Linked DNA regions of Homo sapiens: regions 1, 3 and 4 are each linked to region 2. A link is a contact called in ENCODE Hi-C or POLR2A ChIA-PET data. All regions are on one chromosome and are shown on one strand. Each heading gives the region's core, a stretch centred on a gene start or an enhancer-like site at or near the end of the contact. The rest is flanking DNA. Distances are from core to core; before and after follow the strand shown.

The links. A loop is a pair of places that touch in the nucleus more often than their neighbours do. ChIA-PET counts read pairs that join two places held with the same protein, here RNA polymerase II (POLR2A). Pooled maps may share reads with other maps.
Region 1: a loop to region 2 is called in a map of gastrocnemius medialis, with 2.5 times the contacts of the local background. The contact joins the promoter of RAET1E-LRP11 here to the promoter of PPIL4 in region 2. A Hi-C loop is called at or near these places in 1 of 168 maps with a recorded cell type or tissue (gastrocnemius medialis) and 4 of 50 pooled maps. POLR2A ChIA-PET finds 5 or more read pairs at or near these places in 2 of 52 experiments (AG04449 and OCI-LY7).
Region 3: a map of CD14-positive monocyte shows a loop between it and region 2 (4-fold over the local background). The contact joins the promoter of ULBP2 here to the promoter of PPIL4 in region 2. A Hi-C loop is called at or near these places in 1 of 168 maps with a recorded cell type or tissue (CD14-positive monocyte), 1 of 37 single-sample maps with no recorded cell type and 5 of 50 pooled maps.
Region 4: a loop to region 2 is called in a pooled map, with 9 times the contacts of the local background. The contact joins the promoter of ULBP1 here to the promoter of PPIL4 in region 2. A Hi-C loop is called at or near these places in 5 of 50 pooled maps.

What each region holds. Positions count from the first base shown.
Region 1 is chr6:149,894,806-149,897,517 of GRCh38, forward strand. It overlaps RAET1E-LRP11 (RAET1E-LRP11 readthrough), which reads right to left and starts at 1,325. Exons shown (of 15, transcript NR_182438.1): 1 at 1,041-1,325. It overlaps RAET1E (retinoic acid early transcript 1E), which reads right to left. Exons shown (of 6, transcript NM_001394057.1): 2 at 1,041-1,227. All of the region lies in intron 1 of RAET1E-AS1 (RAET1E antisense RNA 1), which reads left to right.
Region 2 is chr6:149,544,605-149,547,304 of GRCh38, forward strand. It overlaps PPIL4 (peptidylprolyl isomerase like 4), which reads right to left and starts at 1,439. Exons shown (of 13, transcript NM_139126.4): 1 at 1,332-1,439. The coding sequence starts at 1,401. RefSeq lists enhancers at 1,329-1,628, 2,332-2,700.
Region 3 is chr6:149,940,652-149,943,351 of GRCh38, forward strand. ULBP2 (UL16 binding protein 2) reads left to right here and starts at 1,363. Exons shown (of 5, transcript NM_025217.4): 1 at 1,363-1,506. The coding sequence starts at 1,422. RefSeq lists a silencer at 1,231-1,360.
Region 4 is chr6:149,962,516-149,965,215 of GRCh38, forward strand. ULBP1 (UL16 binding protein 1) reads left to right here and starts at 1,428. Exons shown (of 5, transcript NM_025218.4): 1 at 1,428-1,619. The coding sequence starts at 1,535. RefSeq lists an enhancer at 1,764-2,303.

The DNA of each region.
Region 1 (2,712 bases), core at 75-2,574, 350 kb after region 2:
TTGTTCCATTGCTGGCGAGGAGTTGTGATCATTTGGAGGAGGAGAGGCGTTCTTGTTTTTGGAATTTTCAGGCTTTGCGCACTGGTTTTTTCCTATCTTTGTGGATTTATCCACCTTTGGTCTTTAATGTTGGTGACCTTCAGATGGGGTCTTTGAGGGGACGTGCTAATCCTTTCTGTTTGTTTCTTTTCCTTCTAACCATCAGGCCCCTCTGCTGCCAGTCTGCTGGAGTTTGCCGGTGGTCCACTCCCAACCCTGTTTACCTGGGTATCACCAGCGGAGGCTGCAGAGCAGCTAAGATTGCTGCCTGTTCCTTCCTCTGGAAGCTTTGACCCAGTGGGGCACCTGCCAGATGCCAGCCAGAGCTCTCCTGTATGAGGTGTCTGTCGGCCCCTACTGGGAGGTGTCTCCCAGTCAGTATACGTGGGTGTCAGGCACCCACTTGAGGAGGCAGTCTGACCCTTAGCAGAGCTCGAATGCTGTGCTGGGAGGTCTGCTGCCCTCTTCAGAGCCATCAGGCGGGGACATTTAAGTCTGCTATAAGCCCCTGATTGGGGCTGCTGCCTTGTTTACCAACATGCCCTGACCAGAGAGGAGAAATCTGGCAGTCTGGCCATAGCAGCCTTGCTGAGCTGCAGTGGGCTCCGCCCAGTTCCAACTTCCCAGCAGTTTTGTTTACACTGTGACCTTAAAACCATTTCCTCAAGCCTCAGCAACGGCAGAGGTCCTTCCAGATGAGTTTTGTAATAGACTCCAGCAGTCCTACTGGGGCCAAGACCTCAAGGAAAGCCAAGTCTATCATTGGGAAAAGTCTTAGGGCTCTAAGTTTTGAATTCTGAAAATTTTTCTTAGAACAAAATTTTGTGTCATTTTCAAATAAAGCACAAGTTTTCCTCATAAAACTTAGTATCTGTAGACCCCCTTCCCACCTCACTTTTACAGCTGTCCCATTTGATCATCAGACCCTGCTACCTTAGCCAGTTCAGGCTGCTACAACAGAATAGACAAGGTGGCTGAAACACCAAGCATTTATTTCTTACCTTCCTGGAAGATGGGAAGTCCAAGATCAAGGTGTCAGCAGGTCCGGTATCTGGCGAGGGCCCTCTCTTCCTCACCAGATGGCTGTCTTCCTGTTGTATCCTCACACAGTGGAGAGCAGAGACAGACAGCAAGCTCTCCTATCACTTCTTAATCCCACATGGCTCCACTCACATGAGTTATGACTTCCTAAATAGCATCACCTTGAGAATTAGGATTTCTGCATATGAATTTGGAAGGCAGGCAAACATGCGGCCTGTAACACCACCCATATCCGTTCCACATCTAGGTTCCCTCTGTGTGCCGGGCAGTATGCCAGTTAATTCAAGTGCATGTCAGACCCAGAGGGTGACATCCTGTGACTCAGATGCTAGGGCCCTTATGATGCCTGGTAAGGTAAGTGGGTCTTTACCACTGTCCTTTCTTAACTAGATGGAACAGACTTCAAAGAAAGTAACCATGGACTATCGGCAGGGCTCTATCTCTGGGGCTGGGGGATAAGGGGTTGTCTGCTCAGAGGACAGTGGGTCAAGCGTTTGAAGGAGCCGAGGAATGCACATTTTTTACATGTCCCCTATGTGGTTCTCTGTCTGCTAAGGTTAAAGAACCTCAATTTTGAGGGTGCACTTCCACCTCTTGGTCTGGAGAAGGGGTCTCAAATCTGTCCTGAGTGGAGCCTGTTCTGTACACATCCAGGCCCTGAGAGTACACAGAGAGGAACTCACTGCTACCGCCCTGCCAATACTGCTGCTGTGGGGACACCAGCGGGGGTGGGCCAAGAACAGAGTGTATGTGTGTGTTTGTGTGTGTGTGTGTGTGTGTGCATGGGTGCTTGTGTGTGTGTGCGTGCATATGTGTGATATGACCACTGAGTAGCTCCTTAGCAGGGCCAATATTTTCTACAAGTCTGATGACTCACAGGAAGGAGCACACCAGGCCTATACTTGGGTCCTGACATCTGGGATGCCAACCTAACACTGAAGAAAAAGAAAGAGCTGCAGACAGGCTGGGAAAAATATACAGAAAGGGGAAAGGGGCCCTTCCACCTTTGTTGCCCTCTGTGGTCCTGAATCTCAGCTTGGCCTGAGCCAACCTGAAGATGGGAAGGAATAGCCATTTTCCAACTGCAAAATGTCAGCTTCAGGCAATGGTTTCAAAACTGAAGTAATGGTTACATATGAAGTAGATTTTTGTTTGTTTTGTTTTTTGAGACCAGGTCTTGCTCTGTCATCCAGGTGGAGTGCAGTGGCATGAGCACGGCTCACTGCAGCCTTGAACTCCCAGGCTCAATCAGTCCTTCCACTTCAGCCTCCAGAATAGCTGGCACTACAGGCATGAGCCACCACACCCAGCTAATTTTTAAATTTTTGGTGTGGAGATGGGGTCTCATCACGTTGCCCAGGCTGATCTCGAACTCCTGGGCTCAAACAATCCTCCCCCCTCAGCCTCCCAAAGTGTTGGGATTACAGGAGTGAGCCACCACACCCGGCTGAAATGGAATTTTAATTGAAGTAAGAAGCGGGTGATAAGGAAAGTGAAACCAATAATTTCACATAGTCCCTGGAAGCCCGTTGCTATAAAGAACTTTCAGCCTGAAGTCCAAAGAGAGACGAAAATTTTAAAATGAATTGGACTGCAGTTTTCAATCCCTGAAAATGAGTCACAGCCTTTTTG
Region 2 (2,700 bases), core at 189-2,688:
GGAACCCTCAGGTAACTCTGCTTAGAAAGGAGGGAGAGCTTCAAAGAAGAGATGATGCTTGATCTGAGATTTAGATAATAAGTAGTAAGTTTGCCAGAAGGACAATAGTGGAGAAGAATATTGTTTAGAAGAAACAGCAAAAGAATGGTAACAATGGTACGGGAGAGTTTGTAGTGTTTTCGCCAGGTGGAGAGGAGGGAGGAATAGCTGCGTGCGAGGGAAAGCGGAGCACGGCAGGAGGTAGTTATTGTACAATATTGCAACTTATTTCACCTTCTTTGATAGGCTCTGCATTCCATGTGGGTAGGACCCTGTTTGTAACTAATCTCTCCTGGTCTCAGTTTCTTCCTGACTCTGATACATTCTCCACACCGCTGCCTATTATCTTCTCAAAACAAGTATGCCATGCCTCAATCCTGCTTTTAAAGTCTTCAAGGACTCTGATCATCAGTAGGGCACACAAGACTATTCACGACTGACCTAGGCGTATCTGACCACACTCGAGTCTACCATTCCACGACTCACACCAGTCCTTCCAGCCACACCAAACTACTTGCCGTTTCCAGAAAATTCCAAACAAAGAAAGTCCAAGCTAAGAAAACCCTCATTCCCATTCATCTTTGAAAGAACTAGTTCAAGTGTTCTATATAGTATTCGCTAGCTTTGCTTCTTCCCACCCCCCACCAAAGAAGCCGCCCTCTTCTGGTTTCCGTGGCAACTTACACATTCTTCTACCATAACACATAGAAAACTAAAATGGGTTCCTGTGTCTACTTCCCCCAGTGGAAAAATCAGACCCTCGGGGGCAAGAAGCCAAGCCCAGGACTTAGCCCAGTGCCTCGAAGGCTCAGTCCACACTCCAGACAACCTCTTCCTCCTCCACCTAAGCGGTATGCCCACACTCGCTGCGCCAAGCACACCCTAACTGCCTTCATCAAGATTTAACCGATTACACACCAAGCAATAGTTCCTATGTTCCTCTCACGAGTAAACACAATAAAGGCACAAAAGCTATGGGTATTGTATGTGCAGCTCGAATCACACACACACACGCCCCACACACACACTCCCAAAGGCAATTAATGACCGCAAGCACCGTCCACCGGACTGGCCAACACAAAATACGGGAGAAGGGCTGCCAAGGCTCAAACGAATTCCCGTCACAAAAACTTTTCTAGCCAAGGCCGGTTAATAAAATAGCCCAGTCGCGGGCACCAGCAGCCCAGAAGCTCGAGCTCTAGCCAATCTCTGCCCTGGACTGCGCAGAGAAGGGAAAGTAGGGAGACAAGCTCGGGGGCCCCGGCGACAGGTGAGTGGGGCTCAAGCCTCACCACGCGGCCGTTCTTCGGTGTACAAGTCGATGACGACGTCGCCTAAAGTGGTCTCCAGTAGAACCGCCATGGCGCCCGCTCCTCCTCCGCTACAAACCCCGGGAGGAGGGGGGTGACAGGCGCAGGCCGACGGCGTCGTCTACGCCACGCGTCACCCTCGGCGCGACCCCTTTTGCGTCATCTCGCCGGCGCCGCCCCCGGTTCCGAGCAGTTCCTTCCGGTCGGCGTGCGGGCGCCGGGCTGCCCAGCTGACTTACGGATCGGGTTGGTCCCGCCCCCGGCGCGGCCGTTTTGAAAATCCTGGTCCGCCCTTGGCGATTTTGGTGGAAGCCTGTCCCTCAGAACGGTCTCAGTATAGTGTTTTGTGCCCCGTTTGTGTCCGTCTCAAGAGCAGAGCGGCCCTCCGCGCGGCCCTTTTATCCACCAGGGGGCGCCCGCGGCGGGATCTTCTCTCCACCTATTTGGGCGGACTCCTCCGGGTTTCCTCGTCAGTCTCCTTTTCGCAAAACAACTTTGGGCCTCTACTAGGGGTTTCCGATTCTAAGAACTAACATTTTGTTTTGTTTTCTGTTTTGAGACAGGGTCTCGCTCTGTTGCCCAGGCTGGAGTGCAGTGGCGCGATGTCGGCTCACTGCAACCTCCACCTCCCGGGCTCCAGCGATTTTCCTGTCTCAGCCTCCCAAGTGACCACAGGCGCGCGCCACCACGCCCGGCTAATTTTGTTCTTTTATTTTTTGTAGAGATGGCGGTCGGGGGAGGTGGTCTCACTATGTTGCTCAGACTGGTCTCAAACTCCTGAGCTCAAGGAGTTCGAACTCTTCCCGCCTTGGCCTCCCGAAGTGCTGAGATTACTGGCGTGAGCCACTGCGCCTGGCCAAAACTAACATTTTGCCATGCAAGTTTATTCCCCAGACACTCTTCTGGGCAAGCCTGTCACTCTTTCTTATGACATTTTACACATAATCTCCAATAACTTCACATCTGACGAAAAGCCAAAGCTTTTTTTTTTTTTTTTTTTTTTGAGACGGAGTCTCGCTCTGTCGCCCAGTCTAGAGTGCAGTGGCGCGATCTCGGCTCACTGCAAGCTCCGCCTCCCGGGTTCACCCCATTCTCCTGCCTCCGCCTCCCGAGTTGCTGGGGCTACAGGTGTCCGCCATCACGCCCGGCTAATTTTTTGTGTTTTTAGTAGAGACCGGGTTTCACCGTGTTAGCCAGGATGGTCTCGACCTCCTGACCTCGTGGATCCGCCCGCCTCCGCCTCCCAAAGTGCTGGGATTACAGGCTTGAGCCACCGCACCTGGCGGAAAAGCCAGAGCTTTTATAATGATTTACAAGATCCTCTCCTACCCCATCCTACGCCATCTTCTTA
Region 3 (2,700 bases), core at 113-2,612, 400 kb after region 2:
CACAAATTAAATTGTGTGAGCAGTTGTCACACAGGGAGATCTGGATGCACTCACTGTGGACCCAGGTCTCAGCGAGCAGGAGGGTGTTCTGTATTGTGGGAACATGAGGGACACGCATGGGACCGGGCATTTGTGCCTAGCTTTGAAGGGTGGCTGGCCCTTTGCCCAGGGCGAAGAGGCCAGCAGAATGCACTAACAGTGGGGAACCACCAGGAACTTTCACTTGAACCTGCTCTGCTGAGCCCCCTGTGCCATCCGTGGACCTGGGCGAGGGAGGCTGCTGAACTGGGAGCTCAGGGCCCATCTCTCTGAGGAGCTTTCTAAATCAGCAAGTGTGTCACAGGTTGAGATTTTAGGAACGGGGTCCTCCATGTTGTCCTCGATTTTAATAAGTAGACTCTTTTGGCCAATCTGCATTGGGCAGAGCAGGAACAAGACATAATTTTTTAATATATATTTTTAAAGCTGTTTAATTTTGGTAAAAACATAGAAGATAAAATTTACCATCTTGACCAGTTGTTTAGTGCACAATATGTTGTTTTAAACCTCTGGAACCCTGCCTGCTGCTCCTGTAATAAAACCTAGCCCGGGCCAGGCGCGGTGGCTAACGCCTGTAATCCCAGCACTTTGGGAGGCCGAGACGGGTGGATCACCTAAGGTCATGAGTTTGAGACCAGCCTGGCCAACAAGATGAAACCCCATCTCTACCAAAAATACAAACAATTCGCCGGGCGTGGTGGAGGGCGTCTGTAATCCCAGCTACTCCGGAAGCTGAGGCCAGAGAATCCCTTGAACCCGGGAAGCGGCGATTGCGGTGAGCCGAGATCACGCCACTGCACTCCAGCCTGGGCAACAAGAGCGAAACTCCGTCTCTAAATAAATAAATAAATAAATAAATAAATAATAAAACCTAGCCCGGACTGTAATCACGTCCACTGGGAACTGGCGCAGTAGTGGAGGGGACGCGATCAGGCCCGTGGCTGCGCCCAGAGCATGATAAGCCAGGGACCTCGCGGCGCAGGCGGAGGGAGGGAGAGCGTCGCGGACCCAGGCGGGGACAGGGAGACGCCGCCGCCGCTGAATATTCCTCTGCAAGTTTCTTCACCTTCAATAAAAAAATGTTGTGATGATTAAATGAGTCTGTCGTGGAAGGAACCGTGTCTTGGCAGGAGCCGGGCGGACACCCAGACACCAACCCGAAGGGGGTTGGGACAAAGGGGAGGGACGCCCGGGAAGGGGAGGGACACCGTCAGGGCAGCCAATCATATTTCTAGCCGCGTGACGCTATGACCCGCTTGACGCTATGACAGCGGGAAACGGGGGGCGCGCCCGTACATAGGGAGGCTTTAAAACCTTGAGGTGATTCATCTTCCAGGCTCTCCTTCCATCAAGTCTCTCATCCCTAGCGCTCTGGGTCCTTAATGGCAGCAGCCGCCGCTACCAAGATCCTTCTGTGCCTCCCGCTTCTGCTCCTGCTGTCCGGCTGGTCCCGGGCTGGGCGAGCCGGTGAGTTCGTGGATGGAGCCTAAGCCGGGCGGGGACCAAGCCTGGAGGGCTGTGAACTGCCGCGGGTTTCAGAGGAGGGGAGGCTTCTAGAAGGACGGGGGAGATCTCCCCTAACTGCGCCCCCGTTCAGTTCCGGTCGGCGGCTCCTTCCTGCTGGGTGCAGTCCCCGAGGCTGCTTCTTGCCCGGGAAGAGGCGAAAAGGAGCGGGGTGGAAAGGAGGCTGGCAGGAGGGTGGAGGGGCCGGAGGGCTGCAGAGAGCGAGGTGGGGCGGGGATCCCTGGTGCAGCCTGGCAGTCCCACCCGCCCTCGGGAAGGAAAAACCAGAGCCCCCGGAACCGGAGCTGGGGACAGGACAGGGGTGAAGCGGGATTCCACAGGGACGCGATCACAGACACCCCCACCAGCCACAGGCCTGCTCTGCTCTCACCCGCTCTCCACCACACAAACCCTCCAGCGCCCCCAGGGCTGCGTGCCCTTGAATTTTTCCCTGCACTTTCCTGTAGACACTCACCTGCACCCAGGGGCTCAGCAGACAACCGCCACCCCTCCCCTCACCATCCACTGCCACCACCCAGGTCACGTCCTCTTACTGCCCACCTCAGCCCAGCTGGTCACCCCAGAGGTCTCCCCATCCATGAAGGGGACCTCACCACCTCCTACACCACGTCGCACCTTCTGCCTCTTGCCTGAGGACACACCCCAGCAAACACACCCCAAGCTCCCCTCAGAACCTGTGCAGGGGGGATGGGAAGCACCATTTCCTCCAGGATGACCCTGGGAACTCTGGTGAGTAGAGGCACCCACTTCTGCCCTTGGGGCCCAGACCGCCTGTTCTTCCTACGGGGGTGTCAGCGTCATAGAGAATAGTCACTGTGTAGACAGGGGTCAGCAAACTCTTTCTAGAAAGGGAGGAAGGATGCCCTGTGATCTTTGCAGGCCGTGGGTTCTCCGTCTCAGTGTCCAGTCCTGTCCCTTTGTAGAGCAACAGCAGGCAATGGCAACCTTCAAATAGGGGGGACCAGATTTGGACCCTGTCCTAGGTTGCTGATCCCAGATCAGGGGATTACAATGTCCCAGTGAATAGTGCCCCATCCCCTATGGTGTCATCTCCAAGTGATGTCTCTGATGTCAGTTGGAGAGTAGAAGGTGGTCCTACCTTGTCTGTGGCTTCTGGGTGGTGTGGATGTGATGGGA
Region 4 (2,700 bases), core at 178-2,677, 420 kb after region 2:
GCCCAGGTGTGCACACAGGCCCCTCCTCCTGTCACCTGGCTGTCCTGCTTGGGGCTCTCCTGCCAGCCTCCTTCTGCCTTCCTCCTGTTCCCGCAGTCACTGGCCCAGGTCACCCGGCCTCAGGGGTGGTGCTGCCAGGGACTTCCCAGTGGCCTCCTCCTAGGACTAACCTGAGCTCCTGCCCCCAGCCCTGTACATGGGAGGCTTTTCTCACACACAGATCCCTGGGCCCACCAAGCTATTCCCCTCCCAAATCTGAGAACTGCCCACCCCCGTGTGACTGTTGTCCTGCCGACCACCCTTCATGTAGCCCCTCCTGGACAGAGGCTCTAGTGCATCAGGCCAGAACCTTTTGGCTCCTGTGTCCCTGCTCAGTCACAGAGATGGCTGCCATCCCATGTCCCTGTCCTGAAGCATAGTCAGGCCCTGGGCTTGGTCCAGGCCTCCTCCCCTTTCCCACAGCCTCAGGACCCTGGTGATTGATGGTCACCAGGTGAAGGTCTCCCCACATGAAGACTGTGTGGAGTGGGAGGTCTGTGCCTATTTTTCTCATTCATTGGGGAATGGGCTGAGTGGCTGGGGGCAAAGTGGGACTCAGGGGCTCTGCCCAGTCCTTACTGCAGGCTAAGCCCTCCCTTGCGGCCAAGAGCCACTGGGCCCTCCACCTCCCTCTGGCTTCTACCCGCAGATCTAGATGGTTTCATGGTGACTCAGAGGAGGATGCACTCGGGCGTCCCTTTTGAGGATGGCTGCAGGGACCATCCAGGGACTGAGCCGAGGTGCAGATACAGCCACGGATTTGGGTGTTGTTAGACACAGAAGGGTGTGTAGCAAAGTGAGCCCCACGCATGCGTAGACTCTTCCCTCGGCTTCTGCTCTCCATGGAAACACAACTGATCACATCATGATTGATCACGGTAGCCCTCTAGGGCTTTCTTTCTTTTCTTTTTTTTTTTTTCCAGAAGTCATAAAGGGATATAGAATATACTCAAAGACCACCTCATGCTTTTAGTGGAGAGGCAAAAAAGGTTCGCTCCGGAATGGGGAAGCGGCTGCGCCCTGGACGGAGAGGGGCGGGGACTTCGCGACTGCAGGCGGAGGGAGGGCGGGTGTCGCTGGCGCAGGCGGTGACAGGGAGACACCGCCGCCACTGAGTATTCCTATGCAAGTTTCTTCATCTTCCTGTGCATCAGTGTTTACACTGGGGTAATGATAAATGCTGTGTTGAAAAATTATTTGATGGGGCCATGGAAGGAACGGAAGGAACGGCGTCCTGGCCCGCTCGGGGCCCGCGCACGCCGCCACCAAGCCGCGGGGGCGGGTCGGAGGGGAGAGTTGCGTCAGCCAGGCCGCTGTCAGATGACGAGCCCGGGGCGTGACGGGGTGGAGCATCCCCAAAAAAGTGCATGCCTAGGATCCCGCCCAGTGTATCCCTGCGCGCGGCGGGCCGGGCTGGGCAGCTTTATAAACAGCCGTGGTGTGAGCCTCGAAGGGAACCATCAGCGCCTCCTGTCCACGGAGCTCCAGGTCTACAATGGCAGCGGCCGCCAGCCCCGCGTTCCTTCTGTGCCTCCCGCTTCTGCACCTGCTGTCTGGCTGGTCCCGGGCAGGATGGGTCGGTGAGTTCGGGGATGTAGCCTAAGCAGGGCGGGGGCCAAACCTGGGAGGTTGTGGACTGCAGCGGGTTTCAGAGGAGGGGAGGCTTCTGGAAGGACCGGCGCGATCTCCCTGAACGAACATCGCGGTCTCCCCGAACGTCGCGGTCCCTCCGAACGTCGCGGTCTCCCCGAACATCGCGGTGCCCCCGAACATCGCTGTCTCCCCGAACATCGCGATCTCCCCGAACATCGTGATCTCCCCAGACATGCCCAGCTGAAGGCACTCAGTTCCCCTCGGTGGCTCCTTTCCGCCGGGTCCGCTTCCTGCGGCTGCTGCTTGCCCCTCAGGCCAGGAGGTTTCTGGAAGGACCGGTGCTGTCTCCCCGAACATCGTGGTCTCCCCGAACATCGCGGCCTCTCCGAACATCGCCCTCTCTCCGAGCAACGCGATCTCCCCGAACATCGCGGTCTCCCCGAAAATCGCGATCTCCCCGAACATTGCCATCTCACCGAACATCGCGATCTCGCCGAACATGCCCGGCTGAAGGCACTCAGTTCCCCTCCGCGGCTCCTTTCCGCCGGGTCTGATTCCTGCGGCTGCTGCTTGCCCCGCAGGCCAGGAGGCTTCTGGTAGCACCGGCGCGATGCCCCCGAACATCGCGTTCTACCCCAACATCGCGATCCCTCCGAACATCGTGATCCCCCCCGAACATCGCCGTCCCCCCGAGTAACGCGGTCTCCCCGAACATCGCGGTCCCCCCGAACATCGCGGTACCCCCGAACATCGCCGTCTCCCCGTACATTGCGATCCCCCGAAACATTGCGATCTCCCCGAACATCGCGATCTCGCCGAACATGCCCGGCTGAAGGCACTCAGTTCCCCTCCGCGGCTCCTTTCCTCCGGGTCCGCTTCCTGCGGCTGCTGCTTGCCCCATAGGCCAGGAGGCTTCTGGGTGGACCAGCGCGATCTCCCCGAATATCGCGGTCTACCCGAACATCGCGGCCTCCCCGAACATCGCGGTCTCCCCGAACATCGCGATCCCCCAGAACATCGCGGCCTCCCCGAACATCGCGGTCTCCCCGAACATCGCGATCCCCCAGA